Regions from separate parts of the Homo sapiens genome. Here regions 2, 3 and 4 are each linked to region 1. Evidence: chromatin contacts called from ENCODE Hi-C or POLR2A ChIA-PET data. All regions are on one chromosome and are shown on one strand. Each heading gives the region's core, a stretch centred on a gene start or an enhancer-like site at or near the end of the contact. The rest is flanking DNA. Distances are from core to core; before and after follow the strand shown. Region 1 overlaps LOC105374313 (a long non-coding RNA gene). Region 2 has its middle 67 kb from the start of LINC01213. Region 3 has its middle 20 kb from the start of LINC01998. Region 4 holds the start of LINC01998 (long intergenic non-protein coding RNA 1998).

Region 1 (4,726 bases), core at 880-3,379:
AACTTGGAAAGAATGCTGCAAGAAGAAAGGCAAATATGCCCCTACAGTAGCCATGGAGAGTGATTTGCTAGAACCTATTTAGAAAGCAAACCTGAAAATACCTTACAAATTAAAAATATTCTTTCTCCTAAAAACCCCACTTCTTGGAATCTATTCCCTAGAAGTAAAATTATCCATACTTAAGAACATATGTGCATTGAGATATTATGATAGCATTGTTCTTCGGGCAAAAATTTGGTAACAAAGTGAATGTCTTTCAATGAAAAAGAGTTGAGTAAGTTGTGCTGCATTTATGCCACTAAATATGCACTCAACCTAAAAAAAACTGAGTTGGAGTTAAACCCAGTTGGGACTGGGACTCTGAAAATCTGAGAGGGACATGCTGAGCCACTTCAATATACATCTCCTTATATGTAGCATAGATCTTGATGTGTACCACCTCTCTGGGAATGAGGTGAGAGGGGTCTTCTTAGTACCACTGGCTCATCCCTCCTCCTCATTCAACACTCCCATCCAGATTCAAACTGCTGCAAGTCTAGCTCATAACTGCTGTTTCACTTTGGAACACACTCTACCCAAATAGGCTGGCCCACCGATAATCTCAAATTTACCAAGCTTCAGTTTACTCAGTTTCCCATGGAAGTGTGGCTCCTGGTCTTGAATCTATTCTCCACGACCATTGGGCCCAGTGGGCTCTGTGACTCAGCCCCATCCTGCAGGAAGCAAAGTAGCAGAGAAGCACCCGAAATAAATTCCTGGATCTGAGCTAAAATGCCTCTTCCTAGAATTCCTGAGTAAAAGCTTAATTGTATAATAACAGCTTGGTGGTCTGTCTCAATCTGTTCAGGCTACTGTAACAAAATACCATAGAGTGGGTAGTTCATACAACAGATATTTATTTCTCACAGTTCTGGTGGCTGGAAGTCTAAGATCAAGGTGCAGACAGATTCAGTTTCTGGTGAGGGCCCTCTTCCCTGTTTGCCGATGGTTGTCCTCACATGGTGGGGGTAGGGAGTGTGCTCTGGTTTCCTCTCCTTTTTATAAGGGCACTAATCCTATCATGGAGAATCTGCCTTTGTGGTCTCATCTAAACCTATCTACCAAAGGCTACGTCTTCAAATACTATCACATTGAGGGATGGGGTTTCAACATATGAATTTGGAGGACACAAATATTTATGTCTCTGAGGCATTACAGTATGGTCATTAAGAAGACAGGCTCTGGAGCCAGACTAAATCCTGGTTCTGCCACTCACCAGCCATGTGACCTTGGGCCAATTACTTAGCCTTTGTGTGCTCCAGTCTCCTCATATATAAAATGGGATAGGAACAGTACTATCTCATAAGGTTGTTATGAGGCTACGTTAGTTAACACATAATACATCTATAGAGTATGTCTCAGACATACAAAGAGCTCAATAAATGTTATCATCATCATTCCCTTCTGGATCCAGGTATGCCTCAAATTAATCTCTTCCCAAAATACTCAACCTGCAGGTAACCCAGCAGCTTTCTTTCTCTCCCAGCCTTTGGTAGAAATTCCGAGTTTAAAAACTAAACAAAGCTGTATTTATTACACAAACAATATTACAGTAATGGGGATTTATAAAGGACATGGCTGAAATTCCTGGGGGTGGGAGAACGAGGGAGGGATTTTAGAAGTTCACTACAGCCACCCCAGTTTGGAGGGTGCTCTACCCCAGTAGCGTTCTGTACTTGCAATGTTGCTATTTTCCATTTTCTAAAGCTTTATTTAACCATTGTAATTTGTGGCTTTCTCCAAGACTAAGTATAGAGCAAAACATAATAATGCAAACTGGCTCATGCTGAGCTGAAATGAGTAGTGTTCTCTCACCAAATCCTCTTGTGAGCTTTAATAACTTCTTTAATTTCTCTGTTATTTTCCAATATTGTATACCTATTCCAGAAGTACTCATTTTGTCTTTCCTAAACCAACTTTCCTCTGCTGGGAAAATGACCAAATTATTCCACTCCTGTCCTCCTGCCACACCTCTAGTTTTTGGTTTTTCAGCTCCCATTCTGGGGTTTACAACCAATTTAGCAGTTGTTGATCATGGCGAGAGTGTATAATTGAGTCAGTACTGGAGATGAAATGACTCATCAGAACAGTTCATGAGAGGGAAATGATTTTCAGGACAAGGGGAGAGAGAATGAGTGAGATTATACATACACATTGTACTTGCTTGTGGGTAATAGAGTGGACTCCAATGTAGAGTAAACTCGGGTCATTTTCTTTGATCTTCTGACACACTATTCCTTTTTAAAAAAATTAAAGATTAGCCTCTAACAGAAGGCAAGGAAGTTTCTTGTCTAGATTGAGTTGTGGAGACTGTATTTAGAATATAAGCTCTTAGAAATAGCAAAATACTAACGCAGAGTATGTCATGGGAACTCAGAAAATGTGAATTAAAATCTAGAGACAGAAAGAAAGAACCATGCTTAAAAAAGATAGTGGGTTGGTCAGTGATTTCTTACGGCTGCTCTCACAGATTACATGCAGTAGCCGTGTCCTTTTCTGTATTTAGATTTTCCTACCAAAAGGGGACTATGTGGACATTTCAGAGTCCCAGTATAAGAAGGGTGAGTAACTTGAGCTGAAGTTTAGGATGAAAGGAGCAGGAGAAATCTGGCTCCTTGCTGGGATGCACGGGGCTCTGGAGTACCTTCCAGGAGAGTCTGAGATGCCCCCCTACCCACATTCCTTCCAGACCTAATTGCTTACATTTCCTTGAGCACTCTGTGTGCTTCAGCTCCTCTGTGCCTGAAGCATCTCTCCTTTGCACTCACTGCACCCACCCAAACCCAATTCAAATAATGCCAAGTCTTCTCCAGCTAGAATTAATCCCCTCCTCCTCTGCATTCTCTTGGCCTGTCTTATCCTGCTCAGTTCTAATGATGCTCCTGAAAGCAGGCCCTGAGTAAAGGATTTGGGTATGAGAATTTATTCAGGAGGAGATCCCAGGAAACACTGTGAGGGAGTAGGAAGTGAGACCAAGAATGGAGAAAAAGCCAAAAAAAGAGTGCTTTAATGAGCAGATTACTGCTATGAGCAAAGAGGGCTCAGCACCATTGGGAATGCTCTGAGTCTGAGTGGAACATGCTCAGTGTCCTACTGAAGAGCAAGGAACTGCCACCTTCATCGGTGGTGAGTTGTTCTGGAGACTAAGTCTCTGGCACTTACAATCCACCTATAAGGCACTGAGCTGCTCTAAAGCTAAAGAATGCCTTCAGGTCAAAAAATGCTAGAAGTTATAGCCTCTAGGGGACTTCCCACCTGTGAAGGGAAGGGGGTGGTCAAGGGGATAGGAACTTGACAAGGACATCCTGCTATAATGATTGCCTTTGAAGGCAGAGAACAAACTTTACTCATCTTTATATATCCAAAGTATCCAACCTGCAGCCTTATCCCAAGTAGGTGCTTAATAACTTAGTGAGGTTGGTTCACACTTAACACATCTGATGAAGCAATGATACATTCAACATGTGTATATCGAAACGCCTATTATGTGCCAGAGAGTTATCAAACAAGCCTTGTCTCTGTCCTTCAGAAGCTGACAGTCTCACAGGAAAGACAGGCAATCAGCAAATAATTACAATGCAGGGGGACAGGTATATTGACTGATATGTCAATGTATGTTTCACCCCTTGATACTACCACTATGGTACAAAACCTATCATTTAATTTTCAGCAGATTAGATTTTTATTTTCAGGGAAAGGGGAGTTTATTTCTCCTATAGAGGATAGGGACAGGGTATGATATTGATGACATTGTTTTTGGTATGATTTCTGGGTTAATGAACATGGATTTGAAATAGCCTACTATTGACTGGAAGCCTTACTGATAACATAAACAGTTGATTAACATGTATTTTGTATGTGGTATATATTATATACTGTATTCTTACAAATAAGCTAGAGAAAATAAAATGTTACTAAGAATACCATAAGATAGAGAAAACACATTTAATATACATTTACAGTACATTATTGTACTGTATTTATTAATACCATAAGTTTATGTTATCTGTTTATAAGATGAATTATCTGTCTGAAGCAGTGGGCAAACACAGCGGCAGACCTCAATCTTATATCAAGCAATTCAACTGTTTTGTAATGTCATGACCTCTCTGTGCTTCTTGGGGATACTTCCAGTATCACTAGTGGCACTTTGTATGGGTCCCATGGTATTATTCAAGATTTACGGTATGCACTCAACAAAATGAAAAATATGTGAGAACCACAAAAGATCACTTTTTTACTGTGATACACAATTTACTGGAGAGGTAAACTGCTCACGTAGAGATGATTAGCATCACATGATGTTTTAAGTGGACACACGCAGCACTTGTGCTCACCATGACAGCAACAGGGAATGGCATTGAAATTATTACAGTAGTATAGGATGTGCTACAATTAATTGTATGTAGTTATAATTTAATACTGTATCTTTTCATTTGCTTACATTTCTCTTGACTAAAAATGACACCGTGTACAGTCTATGTAAGTTTTGATAAATTTTAATTTTTTATAATATATGTATATTTTATAGTAATACATGACAAAATATACTAGTATCTACATATATTTTATGCATTCATACCATGCCTAACTTTTTCTTAATTTTAAAAATATTTCTAGGCTACATAATTCATCTGCAAGTTTCTTCAAATTGTTGCAAACCTCCAAAAAATTGTCCAATATATTT
Region 2 (4,726 bases), core at 853-3,352, 56 kb before region 1:
GGAAAATAGAAAAATGCTTTGAAAGCATTTTTTTATAATTAGAAACTCAGATTTCAAGTGAGTCCCCAGAGCCTATCTCCAATAGCCAGTGTAGAGTCCATGACATGGATCTAAGGGATGGATCTGGGGCATCTTTCATTTCCTCTTCTATCTTAAATCAGACTGTCACTAACATTTGGTCCTGCCTTTGCAAGAGGAGCCAGTTTCCATCCCTGCTTTTTGGCTCCTGATTCTTCATGAGGGCTCTTGAAAATACATGCTCCAGGCACTGTAAGAAGGCCAGGAATGAAGGGCTTTGGAACAGAAAAGGGGCCTTTGTGTTTGCCTTAGTTTGTTCCTGCTGCTATAACAAAATACCCAAGACTGGATAATTCATAAACAGCAGATATTTATTTCCCATGGTTTTGAAGGCTGGAAGTCCAGAATCAAGTGCCAGCAGGTTCCACGTCTGCAGAGAGTCTGGTCTCTGCTTCTAAGATGGTGTCTTGATGCCACATCCTCTGGAGGGAATGAACACTGTGTCCTCACAGGGCAGAAGGGATGGAAAGGCAAAAAGGGCTGAACACTGTGTGAAGCTTCCTTTCATAAAGACCTTAATTCCATTAACAACTGAAGAGTCCTCATGACCTAATCTCTTCCTAAATGCTCCACCTCTTAATACTATGGCTTTGGGGGATTAAGTTTCTATATGAATTTTGGAGGAGACAGAGACATTCAAACAACAGCAGCCTTCTTTCCCTTTGATTGAAGAAAGAAACTAGCAGTCCAGTGGCCTCTGGCATGCAGAGCCTGTGGGCAGCATCTGCCCCTGTGGAGAGGAGAGGAGGGAAGATGTCGTGGCTGACATTCTTCTTGACCCTTGAGGCTGCTCTTCACTGCCCTGGCATTTCTCCTAGTCAGGCCAAAAGCAAAGAGCTGACTGCAACGAGCTGAACAACCTGTCTTTGGAAGGAAGTCTCTCCTGATGGCTTTGAGGACCCAAGTGGAATGAGTATCATAGGCAAATGCTGTAAGTTGGGATTTGGGCCATTTCAGAGAATCAGATACCTCTTGCACATATCCTTTTTGAGAGTAGCCTTAAGTGCCATGTTACCCCATCTGTAGCTGCCCAGTGGCTCTTGGGGCCATTCAGACAACAGCTATTCCTACAGTCAAACTTTTTCCTGTTTGAGAAGAGGGTCCAGACATACTGAAGAGTAGTTTTGAGCTTGTCCTTTGCAGGGCTTACTGAGAGCGTCAAAATTACTTGCAAATTGGCCTGGAGAGTTTACAGCTAAGAGTTTTAGTAAAGATTTCTCTTTCAAATTCATCTCTTTGTCTGTACCATAGCTTTTTTCAGCTACCAGTGTTTCTCCTCTGGATTACTGTGACACTCTTAATTGATCTTATTGCCTCAAAGCCCTTCTCTTCTGTATCACCTGAAGAATGTTCTGGAATCACTGATCTGCCTCCTGCGCTCATAGCCTTGCACTACCTACCACTTGTTTTCTGCTGGGCATCAATGTCCTCTAGAATCTGGCTCTCTTCATCACCTCCTGTTCCTACTTCTCACCTCACCACATGGGCCAGCCTTTCCCCATTTGATTTTCTGGCACATAGTACAGACTTGTTTTCAGATGTTAGGCCTGATATCACCTCCTGTGGGACAACTGCTCTGACTCCCTCCATCTGGGTTGAGCATCCCTTTCCAGTAGACTTGGCTGTGCACACATTCATTGCCCTGACCAGAGTGTGAGCCTCTGGAGGCCAAGGGCTGTGTCTCATTCTCAAGTCCCCTGAGCCTGGTCCAGGACTTGACACTCAACCCATGTTTGGGGAATGAATGAAGGGTGTCAGGGACTCTGTCAACCAGAGAGGAAGAACTGCCTGCCACTAGTAGCTAGATCTTGCTGCTTCTTCCATTTTCCTTTCTTCACTGAGGCTGAATATGCCAAGATTCCCCAGTCCCCTTCAGCAGCCAGGAGGAGGGTGAGGAGAGGGGAGCCTTTGTTCCTCCTCCAGATGGCTGAAGCTGGGATGGAGCCCAGCAGCTGTGTTTGGGTGGAAGGCGAGAGGGCAGATGGCCTGGTGTCTGTCTGCAGACAGCCTGAGAGGCTATAGCCCTGGTGCAAGGCACTCTTTGTGGTGAACTCCACAGGGCAGTGGTGGCATAGAGCAAACGCCAGGGCAGGGCACTGTGCTAGCATTCACCAATCAACACTGGCTGGTGTGATCTTGAGACAGCAAAAAGAGAATCCTTTATGCATGAGACCCTCGTGTTTCTGGTGGTGGCTTTTAACGTTTCAATCTAAACAAAGCCTTTTCTATATGAAAACTCTCTTAATTACTATCATTTAAACATTGGTTTAACACAAGCAAGCCTCATTAGGTTTCAGTTTTGTTTTCTGCAAATTTTGGCAGCCATTGAATTATTCACCCAACCAATGCTGGTGGTGCGGGGGCAGTTGGCAGAGGAGGGGGGGTCTTCCTTCATTGCTGAAAATATTTAGAACCAGAATATGATACCGGGCCTAATAATTTGTACTAGGACAGTAGTCACATGCTTAGAACCCAAGGTGCTCACTGATGTCCTCCTATCATCAGGAAATTTTTTCTTTCTTTCTTTTTTTTTTAAAAAAAAAAAAAACCAAAAAAAAACCCAGGATCCTTGGAGGACCAGAGTGAGAGCTAGAATCAACATTGCTACCACCTTTCTGGCTGCCCCTTCTCTCTTGATCCAAAGTCAGTCATTCCAAAAGGCAAGGCACAATGTCATACCTGTGTTCTGAGGATATATGGGTGGCTCCTTAAGATGACAATTTGTAATGGACACATTTATGAAATAAACTCCAAATCCAAGATTCTTTAATCATCCATTTTGGTAACCTTTTTCTTAATTAAACACTCAAGCTACAATGTGACTTAAAATCACATTTTAGTTTCTGCACATACTAAAATCGAGCATTTGAAAGATGTGTTGTCATGGTGCTGTCACATTGCATAGGTATAAACTATCTTCTCCCCAAAATCATTTTTTTTAATTATCATACTTTAAGTTCTGGGGTACATGTGCACAACGTGCAGGTTTGTTACATAGGTATACATGGAATACTATGCACCCATAAAAAAGGATGAGTTTATGTCCTTTGCAGGGACATGGATGAAACTGGAAACCATCATTCTCAGCAAAGTAACACAAGAAGAGAAAACCAAATGCCCAAAATGATTTTTAACAACAATAAGGAATTAAAATCTACTGAGAATTCACTGGGGGCATCCTGGTGAGGAAAGTGGAATTGTCTTCTTTCCTGCCCTCTCCCCCAAAATATACATTCCCACATACCAGGGGGAGGGAACCCCCAGCATTAGAATATTTGTGATTCTTTAAGACATCTGTTAACAAAACAGTTGTGGCCAGAGAGTTCCTGGATTTCCTTCTTGTGCCTGACACCTTGGCGTCCCCTCACCAAGGGTTTCTGGCTGCCATCTAGGCTTTGCCTGAACTGACCAACATGGCAGCCACTAGCCACATGAGGTGACTAAAATAAAAATGTAAATTAAGTAAAATTAAATATATTAAATTTTCAGTGCCTCAGGCACTGAAAGTGCTGAGTCACTTTCAAGTCACATTCAAGTCACATTTCAAGTGCTCAGGAGGCGCGTGCAGCTACTGGCTACTGTATCAGACAGCACACATATAGAGCATTTTCATTATCACAGAAAGTTCTATCAGACAGCACCGCTTAAGACTAACTAGGCAATTCACTCCAGCATCAATTCAGGCTTGCTTGATTTTATGATTAAATTGACTCGTTGTTTGAATTTATTAATCAGTTTAGTTGGAATAACTGTGCACTCAGGCAGCTGTTGAGATGACAGAAGTGATTTGTTCCATAAAATGTTAATGGCAAGAGTACAAGTATGAACAATAGTAATAGCTGACATTTACTGAGCACTTATGCTTCAGGCACTGCGCTAAGGACTTAACCTGCATTATCTCATAATCTTGGCAACAACTTTATTATTATCCCAATTTAACAGGAGGGAAAAATTAATAGCACAGGTGCAAAGGGTCTTTAGCATTCATCTCTTTGACCCTCTCAGTTGACAAAGCTCAGACTCTGAAGTTGGACTGCCTGAATTTGATTGAGTGGCCTTGGGCAAGTAACTTAACCTCGTTGTGCCTCAGTTTTCTCATCTGTAAATGGAGAAAATAGTAGGCCCTGGCTGATAGATTATTGTGAAGTTTCAACATGAACAGTTCATATGAAGTACTAAGAACACAGTAAGTGTTAACTGCTTAGATTATTTATTGTAGGTGAGGAAAATCCAAGGAGATTAATGCCCAAGGTCACATAGTCAATAAAAGCCCAGTACTCTTTCCATTATACAAACTCTTCTTGCATGTAAGTCACATTGTGCCCTCCTTCCTTACCCCCACAAGCTTTCACTAGCTTGGCCCCTTTTATCTTAATCACTTAGCAGCCAACTGCTAGTATGATGAGTGACATCAGCACTTTTGCTTTGGCAAAGTCTGCGATGACTGTCCCATGGAGGCAGCCAATTTCCAGAGCTTTCTGGCTTGGTGACATGTGGAGAATAACCTAGATGATCTCCAAGGTCCCTGTCACTCCCAACGTTCTCAGATGATTTAAGCTAAGAAAGCAAAGGCAAGTTTCCCTATTAGGTAAAAGAGAACACATCTTTTGACCCAGTTGTCTGGATCTTAAGGTTTTTGTTTTCTTTT
Region 3 (4,726 bases), core at 1,470-3,969, 54 kb after region 1:
ATCTCCAAGATGTACTGTCTTTCCCATCCAACCTGCTTCTCCTTCCTGCTTGACTTATTGGGACCATCCTTGAACTCACAAACCCAGGCATTTGTTACCCAAACCAAGTTGCAGTGAGTTGCAATGACTAAAAAGACCACATGGCAAAAGTGAGGTTATACTTAGGATGGGCTGAGGGGCCATGCATTCCAGGCAGGAAGAAGAAAATGAACAAGGGCTGGCATTTAAGAATATGCACATCGTCATTGAAAAACTGTGAGGAAACACGAGTGGATGAGTGGGGAGTTTGTGAGGCGTATAGTAGGAAGTAAGATAAAGTGGGCCAGATTAGAGGGTCTTAAATACCAGGCTGAGGGGTCTTCAGTTTATCCAGGAAATGATGGGGCTGTTGAGCTTTTGAGCAATAAAATGACTAAAGGTAATTGGAATCTTTGAAAGACTCATCTGAAGGCAGAAAGCAAAAAGATCAGTTTTACTGCTGCTGTTCATATCTGGGATGAGAAGAGCCTGGATTAAAATAATTAAAATAGCAGCAGTGGCAGAGGAAAAAGAGACAAATGAAAGACTCCCCAAGGAAATAAAATATTTACAATTTGGATTCAAGATGTCCATCTACCAGGAGTACACCTACAGGCTTGTCCCAACTCTGGGAAGAGACCCTCCCTGACCTCTCAGACATACAGCTGACACTCTACCATCCAACAGGGAAAACAACTGTGAAGCTGGCCATCAAGCCATCAGGCAGGTCTCACTGGGATAGTTGCCCATGGCCACAAGCATATTTGTCCAGGCACAGTTCAGAACATCCCAGTGAGCGGGTATTACTGGTGTGTTCTCCTCCTACCCAATTTAAAGATGAGGAAAATCATGACCAGGAACATTGAAATGACTTGTTAAAAGTCTCACAGCTATTAAGTGGCAAAGCTAGAACCAGGGAGGAAAATAAACTATTGAGCACCCATGGTGGATTAGGCAATGGGCTAGGCATTCATATACTTTACTGGGATTAATCCTCACGGTAACCCTAGGTGCTGTTATTATTCCCATTTTATAGATGAAGAAACTGAGGCTTACAGAAATTAAGAATCCCTCCCAAAGTAGGCAAAGAGATTTAGGGTTGGAATTCATGTCTGTCTGATTCCGAAGCCCTATGCTGTAGTCCACTGCTATACAACAAATCACACAAGGACAGAGGAAAAATTTAAAGACCACCAAGGGCAATGATCCAGCCCCAGTCCAAATTACTGGAGTAAATGAGCCGAGAAATTTCAATTCACTCGTCAGTATGTATAAGGATAGAGTCTGTTTTCCTGCTAATCAGCCTTGCAGTTTGGCCCAGACCTGTCTCCTAGCAGCTTTCTCTCCTCCAAGCCACATACAGGCCTGTGAACAAATACTCAGTGGTGCTTGGAGTCACAGAAGGGCTCGACTTTTTTGATCGCGACAGAGAGGAACTCAGTGTTAGCAAACTGAAAGCAGAAATCCCAACTGCCAGAGAGATCCTTACACTTTGTACAATGCCTGTTTCCTAAAAAACCAAGCAGTCCTAACTAATCGTCTGTTGTGACTCATCAGCAGAATGTTCTTTGGACAGACAGAGCTCAGAAGCTTCCAACAAAAAGTAAGATCGGCCCTTTGGAACAGCTTTTTCTCCCTTAGGGGTTGAAACTTCTGAACAGAATGCTTTAGTTAGGGTCAAGTTTCACTGGGACCTTAAATATAATTTCTTCTCTGTGGAGAGATCAGTGGATGAAGAAAAACCAGAGGCCTGGAAGATGCCGTGGGGGTTCCACTCATCCTTTTCCTGGTTTCACTCCTTTGCTACCTTGCAGGGGAGGGACAAAAACCTAAAAACAGAGTTTATTAGGACTCTATTGTTTAGGTTTACACTGAAGTAAAACATTTGTTTCATATCTCACCTACATTTACCTAGTTTCCTGGAAATTCCTTTCATGATCCCACAGTCTAGCTACCCAAAAAATTAAAAACTAACCTCAGGTAAAATTTATATGAATGAAACGAATCTGGGTAGTGAAAGGTATTCTGTCCCAGCCTGTGGGGGTTTTGTATTCCTGATACACCCAGCCATGTATACACTATCCAAATTTGTCCACGCTTTTCCCATGAACCTCACAAGCAATGATCTGTAACCTCCACAGATAAATACCATTTTTTCACATCATACCTCTGATTTGGCACTCATATCCACACAGACACATGGAGAGACCAGAGAACATTGAAAAAAAAAATGTGTGCCTTTAAGAGAATGTTGTTGCTGCTTAGTATTGCTGTGCATATTCCTCTCTCTCTCCAGCTGGTTTTTCAAGTCCCTGAGGGTAGGAACCATGCCCTGTGCATCTTAGAGCCCCCACAGAGAGTCTAGTTTGTTGTGGTAGGTATTCAATGAATAGGTTAGAAGATACAGGCCGGCTCAGAGAGTAGGTCAGGGAGACAGCCAGGAGGAAGGAACGCCAAACACAAAGGAACATCTAAAACTTGAGAACAGACCACTTCTGCAGTGCCCATGATAATGCTGAGTTGGATCTGATTTTGCCACTGAGTTCCAGTGGTACAGGCATAAAGCCCAAAGTGGTGTCAGGTGGCTGCCATAGGGAGATGAGGCAGCAGCTGGTTGGCAACTTCTGAACTGGCCGGAGTGAAAGGGGAGATGATTCAAAGGGAATCTCACTTGTCGCTCCAAGACCTGATATGCCTTGGAAACAATTGGTGAAGCTTCAACAATTACCAGAAGTCCTCAGCCCTTTGGTTGTGGGTGGCACTGATCTATGACACAGCCTCCAAGTCCTGGCAGGCTTTGAGAGGGCAGAAAGGACACTGCTGGTGCAGAGATTTCTATATTTAAGATGGTTGTCTCAGCCTCTGATTTGGAAACAGTTTGTCGTAGCTAAAGCATGAGTGCTTCTCTATGGGGTTGTTTCTTTGCAGTTGACACCCTACATTGAAAAAGCCATTTTTTGTTCTTTGTTTCAAGAGGTAGCCCATCTGGATATTTTACATGTTTGCAGTAATAATTATAAAACAGAAGGACTGTTTAATTTATAGTTAAGCAAAGAAGCTGGGGTCACTGATCTTGGCTTCGAAATAGAGATTATTTCGAAGAGCACATGCTTGTTGCGAAAACATGCAGCATCTTATATGATGGTTAGTGGTAAGAGAAGATCCAGAATTTCTATAATGGAGGGGTTTAAGGTACTCATATGTTTGGAAATAGAGAAGGAGGCTGGAAGCTGCATTTACATGGTAACTTTCACAATATTGGGAAAACCTCGATTTTCTATACCAAGAGTGGAGTGAGGACTAAAGTCCCCCGAACTACAATCATCATCCTTCCTACCCCTGAGGTGTCACTGCTTTTAGCTTAATGCTGTATTTCATCATGATTCTCAATCTTTCCCATTCCTTCCAAGGAAAGCCTTGTTTAGTTTTGGCATTTTACTCTGAAATGTTCATTTCAACCTATGATTTATGTAGCAATATGGGTTATTGTTGACTCCTCTCTTTTGAACCTACCCTCTGTGGGTTCTCCCATAGTCACAGCCTAAAACCAGGACCCCATCGTCTCTCTCCCAGACTGTTCTAAAGACCTCCTGCCCTCCTTCTCATTTATCCTGTTGCTTGATGGACTTTCTTAATGCATATTTGAGTGTCACTCCCCTTCTTTAACAGTTCTCTGCAGTATCCAATCTGACTTCCTTAGCATGACATCTCTAGGCTTTTATGACCTGACCCTTGCCTACCATTCTTATAAAAATGAAAATAGTTCTTTCTGTTGTTGCAGAGGTTAATAATTTAATGAAGGCCTTTGTAACTGGTCTCCATGATTAGGGATTACTGAACCCTCTGCAGCACTTTGTAGCTGCCTCCCAGTGACTTCTGCCTCCAGGGAGCAATCTCTGGTCAAGAAATAATGACCACCACTGGAATCTGTTAAAAAATGAACTCTCTTAGGCTTTTCCCAAGGACAGTCGTATAAGGGAGGGTGAGTTCAAATCAGGGCAGGTTACATATGGCACTCCTTTCCCAGGTAAATATCTTTACCTTGGCAGCAGACAAAGGTTTACGAATATTTTTTAGCATTCTGAAAGCTTTGAACAACTGAAATAGAAACAGCCAATCTAATTAACAGCACTATTCAGAAGCTGTTGACTCAAGGCCAAGCCTATTAAATGACAAGAGAAAGTACTCATTGTGGGCCCAATTGAGCCCAGAACTGCTGAGCTGTTGATTCATGCTAAAAAAATTACTGGTGTACTTTACTTTGTACTTTGCCACTGAGGCCCGCTAGGGGACGTTTACTCTTTGGGCTTTGAGATCTATATTAATTTATTATTAAAGATGAGTGGGGTTGGTGGCAGGCAAACTCTGACGCTGATGGAGAGACCCTAGTTGCCCTTAGAACCAGCCAAACTGGAAGAAGCCAGCCTTGGAGAAAGGCTCAAGAAGATGAGATTTGCCTCCTGGGCCCCAGCCTCCCCTTTTGGGACCCTCCATGGCACCTCATCGGAGTGACATAGAGACAGGGTTAACACTATAAAGTCATCAGGCCTGGGTTCAAATCCCTTAAGATACATGGCCTAGAGTAGGGGTTGTCAAACTAAGGCCTGAGAGCCAAATCCAGCCTGCCACCTGATTTTATAAAGAAAAGTTTTATTGGAACACAGCCGTGCTTACTCACTGAGGTATCGTCTATGACTGCTTTTGCGCT
Region 4 (4,726 bases), core at 1,374-3,873, 33 kb after region 1:
TTTTACTTACATGGAGAAGCATTAGAACATAGTGGTCTGGGTTCAAATTCCAGCTATGCCATGTTAGAGAAGTAATGTAATCTCCCTGAACCTCAGTTTCCTCTCCTGCAAAATGGGTATAACAATAATTAGAAAAATGCTTGGCACATAATAAATGTTAACTATGATTATCCTGGTCTCTGAGGTAGATGTTATCATTTTTATAGATTAATTGATCAAAATATTGGCTACATAGAGATAACGTATATTGGAAAAATACTGTCATTTATTATAGTGGTAAACAAGGGGTTAAAGGTTGTTGTAAGAAATAAGTAATGAACAATGGAAACTTTCATCAAAACCACTAAGGACAAAGTACCATTCCTTGGCTCTGCATCTATTATAACCATAGTATTATTAATAGTAATAAAGTGCTTGGTTTCTATAGAGCCTAAGACTTGGAAACAAAGCCAAGCGACATATGTATATATTTATTTAATTGTGGGAGACCCAGCAACATTTGGCGGCAGGCGCAGTGTTCCATTCAGTGGGATGAAATGCGTGCTTCACGCCAGCTTCTTTAGAGGGACTGTTATTCATCACAGCTGTAATGTTCCCTTCAGAGAGCTCCCACCAGAATGGAAAAGGCGCACTGGCAATTTATATACAAAAGCCAACCCACGTTTGGCTTTGAGAATTCACTGGGAAAACTGGATGCAGTCTGTTAGTTATTCACGGACATGCTCTGATTTCTGATGGAAGTGCTGTGGTTTCATTTTGTTATCATCACAGTAAAATTAGAAAGCAGCAAAGAAAAATTAAAGGACTAGCATGTAGACATCTTCTAGCTGACAAATTGTTATATGGTAAGTTTTCAGAGTTCAGTGGTCATGTAAAAATAGTCATAATTGGCACAGCCCTGTGTTTGGAGTGTGCACCCTGGCATTTGCCTCTACTGTCCAGCCCTGCCCCCACATCCCCTTGATGAAGTTACATAGTTATCCTCTTCCCTAGGAACACTGAACAAGCCTGCAGAGACACACCCTGCCTCTCAAAACAGTGCCATTTATGTGAAATATATTGGGACATCTCTTAACATCTAATGAATATAAATTGCTTTACAGTTGAATCTTGATTCAGAAGGACTAATATCTACAGTTAACCTTGCAGCTAGAATAGTTCCCTACCCCTTATTGGAATAGGTGTCTAACTCCAAGATTTCTTTCCAAATAATACATTATCTCACATCTACAGAGGTGTGATCTAGTATTGTAAAAGCACGTTCACATCTACCATTACATCTGATCTTCACAAGAAATGTGAGAGGGAGACAAGGCAGGTACCACAATACCCATTTTACAGATGAGAAAACTGAAGTCCAGGAAGATTCACTAATTTGCACCAAATCTCACAACTAGGAGGGGCAGTAGTGGGGCTCAAATCCAGTGACCAGTAAAGGGTTCTGTCCAACACTTTATACCACTTCCCTGAAATGGTTTTCATTTTGCAAGAGAAATAAGGCTTCATCTGCAACGATGAGTTAAATCTCAATTTGTTTAAATGACAAAGAATAAAAATAAGTAGTTTCTTTTAGTCCCAGCCAGAAAAGCAAGCATGATACTGGATTGTTTAAGTATGATATATATGAGAATGTGATGCTGTCATTTTGTTGGTTGCTTTTTTTCCCCCACGGAATCAGTTCTGTACTCATTTTAGTTCAACCAGCATTGAACAGAGCAACCACTATATAGCAACCAATATGTCCTGGCTCTTGTCCCAACAGTCCTTTGCGGAGACAGACAAGTAAACAGATAACACCTCACAGTGTTCTGAGTCCTGTGATCTAGAAGTATGCACCGGCTGCTAGGAGAGCCCAGGGGAGGCAGTGTCAATTAAGAAAGGCTCTTTTTTTTTTTTTTTTTTTTTTTGAGACGGAGTCTCGCTCTGTCACCCAGGCTGGAGTGCAGTGGCGTGGTCTCAGCTCACTGCCAACTCCGCCTCCTGGGTTCATGCCATTCTCCTGCCTCAGCCTCCTGAGTAGCTGGGACTACAGGCACCCGCCACCACACCCGGCAAATTTTTTGTATTTTTAGTAGAGACGGGGTTTCACCGTGTTAGCCAGGATGGTTTCGATCTCCTGACCTCGTGATCTGCCTGCCTTGGCCTCCCAAAGTGCTGGGATTACAGGCGTGAGCCACTGTGCCCGGCCAAGAAAGGCTTTCTGCAGGGGGAGACATCTAAGATTAGTTGTGAAGGATGAGTAGGAGTTCTTCAAACAAAGAAGGGTGGAAGGAAATTCCAGGCATGTTCAGAGATGTGGAGATTGGAGACAGCAAGAATAAACACAGTTTCTGCCAAGGGGCACAGTTTCTGGAAAGTAGGGGGGAGGGCCATTTTAAAGGGGAATGGCATGTAATCATAATCATCACTAATGCTCACATAGTGCTTGCCACGCACCAGGCTATATTCTAAGCACTTTACATATACAAATGCATTTTTTTTTTTTTTTTTTTTTTTTTGAGACGGAGTCTCACTCTTTCGCCCAAGCTGGACTGCAGTGGCGCTATCCCGGCTCACTGCAAGCTCCGCCTCTTGGGTTCATGCCATTCTCCTGCCTCAGCCTCCCGAGTAGCTGGGATTACAGGCGCCCACCACCACGCCCGGCTAATGGTCTCGATCTCCTGACCTCGTGATCCGCCCGCCTCGGCCTCCCAAAGTGCTGGGATTACAGGCGTGTACAAATGCATTTAATCCTCACAGCCACCCTGAAAGGTAGGTGAAATTATCACCCCCAATTGCAACAAAGAACAGAGGCACAAAAATGCAAAGCAACTCGGTCAGTATTTCATGGCTTATACTTTCAACACTGTGCTATTAGACTATCTTTCAAAAGTGTGTGTGTGTGCATGTGTGTGAAAGAGAGAACATGAAAAACTCCAAAGACAGAAACAAAGAGACCAAAGTTTGGGGAAACATATAAATTTTGGAAAAAATTAAACCAATGGAGGGGCTTTATTCTAGAGAAGAGGGCTGAGAAGGCAGCATGAAGAAAATGAGCCTCAGTAATATTAAGGAGCCTGTACGTTAACTCAAGTAAGAATTTTCTGCCAATTAGAAGTAAGCTAAGTCAGACACGCGTCACCCAAGGGAGCTGCCAACTCTACTTGCTGCAGGTTGTGCTCCTTGGAAATGTTTTGAATTGGTCTGAATCCTGCCAGCTGACTTGAGCAGGATGTGAAGAAGACACATAAGTTTGTTGGAATGTGTAAACTCTTTGAGTGCACATGTTCGATAAATATTAATTGATGGCAAACCAAATTTAGTGCTATAACTAAGATTAGTAACATTAATTGAGAACACTTCTCATTTTATACATAGTTGTTATGTTTCATGGCCAACAGGTAAAAATTCTATAAGGAAAATTTTGCATTTTCTATCTTCTCTTTTTTAAGGACTTTGGTATAGATAAGCTATCACTGGTTATTAAGAAGTTCCATGTTCAATTTGCAATCCACTTCTGGCAAGGTAAAAAGAACTTTGTGATATTAGTTTAATTACTAATCTTTTCCCCATTTCATCTTGTTTTTTCAACACTTATTTCCTCCCCATATTCACTATTTAAAAATAAATTATTGCAGTATATGTATCGTTGAAAATGACAAATTTTTCTGAAACAAGATAGGGTATAATTAAATACACATGTAAACCAGATGTTACTTGGAGACTACTTGCAGATTAGGTAAAAATTAGTTTATCCCCAACCTCAGGACCTCAAGGTATCTCCATGATTTCTGCACTCCTGTGGGCCATGTCAGTTCAGCCCTATTTATTCATTTTTTTAGCTCATTCTTTCAACAAGTACTTACTGACCTCCTACTACATCCCAGGCATTATTATAGGCAATAACAACAACACAATGGTGCAAAACACAGGCAAGTTCCTGTTGTGGCAGAATTTAAATTCCAGTGGGTGAGAGGCAAACAAACGAAAGGGAGGAATTCAATGCAAGAAAAGAGATTTTCAGATAGTGAAAAGTTTGATGAAGAAAGTGAAACAGGGTCCTGTGAGCTCCTGAGATGTAGTGAATTTCCCCTTGGGGGTTAGGGAAGTCTTCCCTTGAAGGTGGCTGCTGGCTGAGGCCTGGATGGCCAGCTTGGCAGCCTGTAAATCTGGAGGAGGGGTTCCTGGCAAAGGGAACCACCAGGGCCAAAGCTTTGAGGCCAGGCTGAGCTGCGCACATTTCAAAGACAAGGGAGGCCTGAGTGGCTGAGATTAGTTGCACTCAGGAGAGAAAGGGTGGCTATGGGGGATGAGCAGCCGGAAGGGGCCAGATCACACAGGGCTTTGTAACCAGAAGAAGGAGGTGGACGTTTCTTCTAAGTGGGAGTCCTAAGGGATCTGATTGCTGATTTTTAAGAGGTCAGTGTTTCTGTTTTGTGGAGAGAAGATTGAACAGAAGCAGAAATGAAAGCAGAACACCCATTAAGAGATTCTTGCGTTGAGAGCGAGGCTGCTTGAACTACAAGGTACTGGACATTCAGGCAGAAGTAGACAGAGGCAGTTTCTGTTGTAGAGATACTGAGAGAGGCAAACCTTCCTCCTCAGTCTCCCACCTACTCCCTTTGATGGCTTCTGCAAGAAACTCAATTGAACCAACTGGGTTTTTTGGAATTTTACAAAAGATTTGCAGGGCCCTGAGGAGGGGTTCACTTTGGGGAATATGTGGGTATCTTGGATACCGCCCCCT

The links. Hi-C counts contacts between places; a loop is a spot of excess contacts on that map. ChIA-PET counts read pairs that join two places held with the same protein, here RNA polymerase II (POLR2A). Pooled maps may share reads with other maps.
Region 2: a pooled map shows a loop between it and region 1 (2.1-fold over the local background). The contact joins two enhancer-like sites. A Hi-C loop is called at or near these places in 4 of 168 maps with a recorded cell type or tissue (GM12878, PC-3, chondrocyte and 1 more), 2 of 37 single-sample maps with no recorded cell type and 5 of 50 pooled maps. POLR2A ChIA-PET finds 5 or more read pairs at or near these places in 3 of 52 experiments (AG04449, Caco-2 and endothelial cell of umbilical vein).
Region 3: a loop to region 1 is called in a pooled map, with 2.3 times the contacts of the local background. The contact joins two enhancer-like sites. A Hi-C loop is called at or near these places in 2 of 168 maps with a recorded cell type or tissue (PC-3 and posterior vena cava), 2 of 37 single-sample maps with no recorded cell type and 3 of 50 pooled maps. POLR2A ChIA-PET finds 5 or more read pairs at or near these places in 1 of 52 experiments (HEK293T).
Region 4: a loop to region 1 is called in a pooled map, with 2.3 times the contacts of the local background. The contact joins the promoter of LINC01998 here to the enhancer-like site in region 1. A Hi-C loop is called at or near these places in 1 of 168 maps with a recorded cell type or tissue (PC-3), 2 of 37 single-sample maps with no recorded cell type and 3 of 50 pooled maps. POLR2A ChIA-PET finds 5 or more read pairs at or near these places in 3 of 52 experiments (AG04450, Panc1 and activated CD4-positive, alpha-beta T cell).

Annotation. Positions count from the first base shown.
Region 1 is chr3:150,112,459-150,117,184 of GRCh38, reverse strand. The region is part of intron 1 of LOC105374313 (a long non-coding RNA gene); the gene reads right to left. Among named protein-coding and RNA genes, the nearest start is that of LINC01998, 33 kb to the right of the region's middle. Within about 2 kb of position 2,129, at least 2 of the 41 ENCODE cell types and tissues checked have a DNase peak (open chromatin) inside an H3K27ac peak, as active enhancers do.
Region 2 is chr3:150,168,672-150,173,397 of GRCh38, reverse strand. No RefSeq gene overlaps it. Among named protein-coding and RNA genes, the nearest start is that of LINC01213, 67 kb to the left of the region's middle. Within about 2 kb of position 2,102, at least 2 of the 41 ENCODE cell types and tissues checked have a DNase peak (open chromatin) inside an H3K27ac peak, as active enhancers do.
Region 3 is chr3:150,059,444-150,064,169 of GRCh38, reverse strand. No RefSeq gene overlaps it. Among named protein-coding and RNA genes, the nearest start is that of LINC01998, 20 kb to the left of the region's middle. Within about 2 kb of position 2,719, at least 4 of the 41 ENCODE cell types and tissues checked have a DNase peak (open chromatin) inside an H3K27ac peak, as active enhancers do.
Region 4 is chr3:150,079,711-150,084,436 of GRCh38, reverse strand. LINC01998 (long intergenic non-protein coding RNA 1998) reads left to right here and starts at 2,623. Exons shown (of 3, transcript NR_183737.1): 1 at 2,623-2,751; 2 at 3,432-3,504.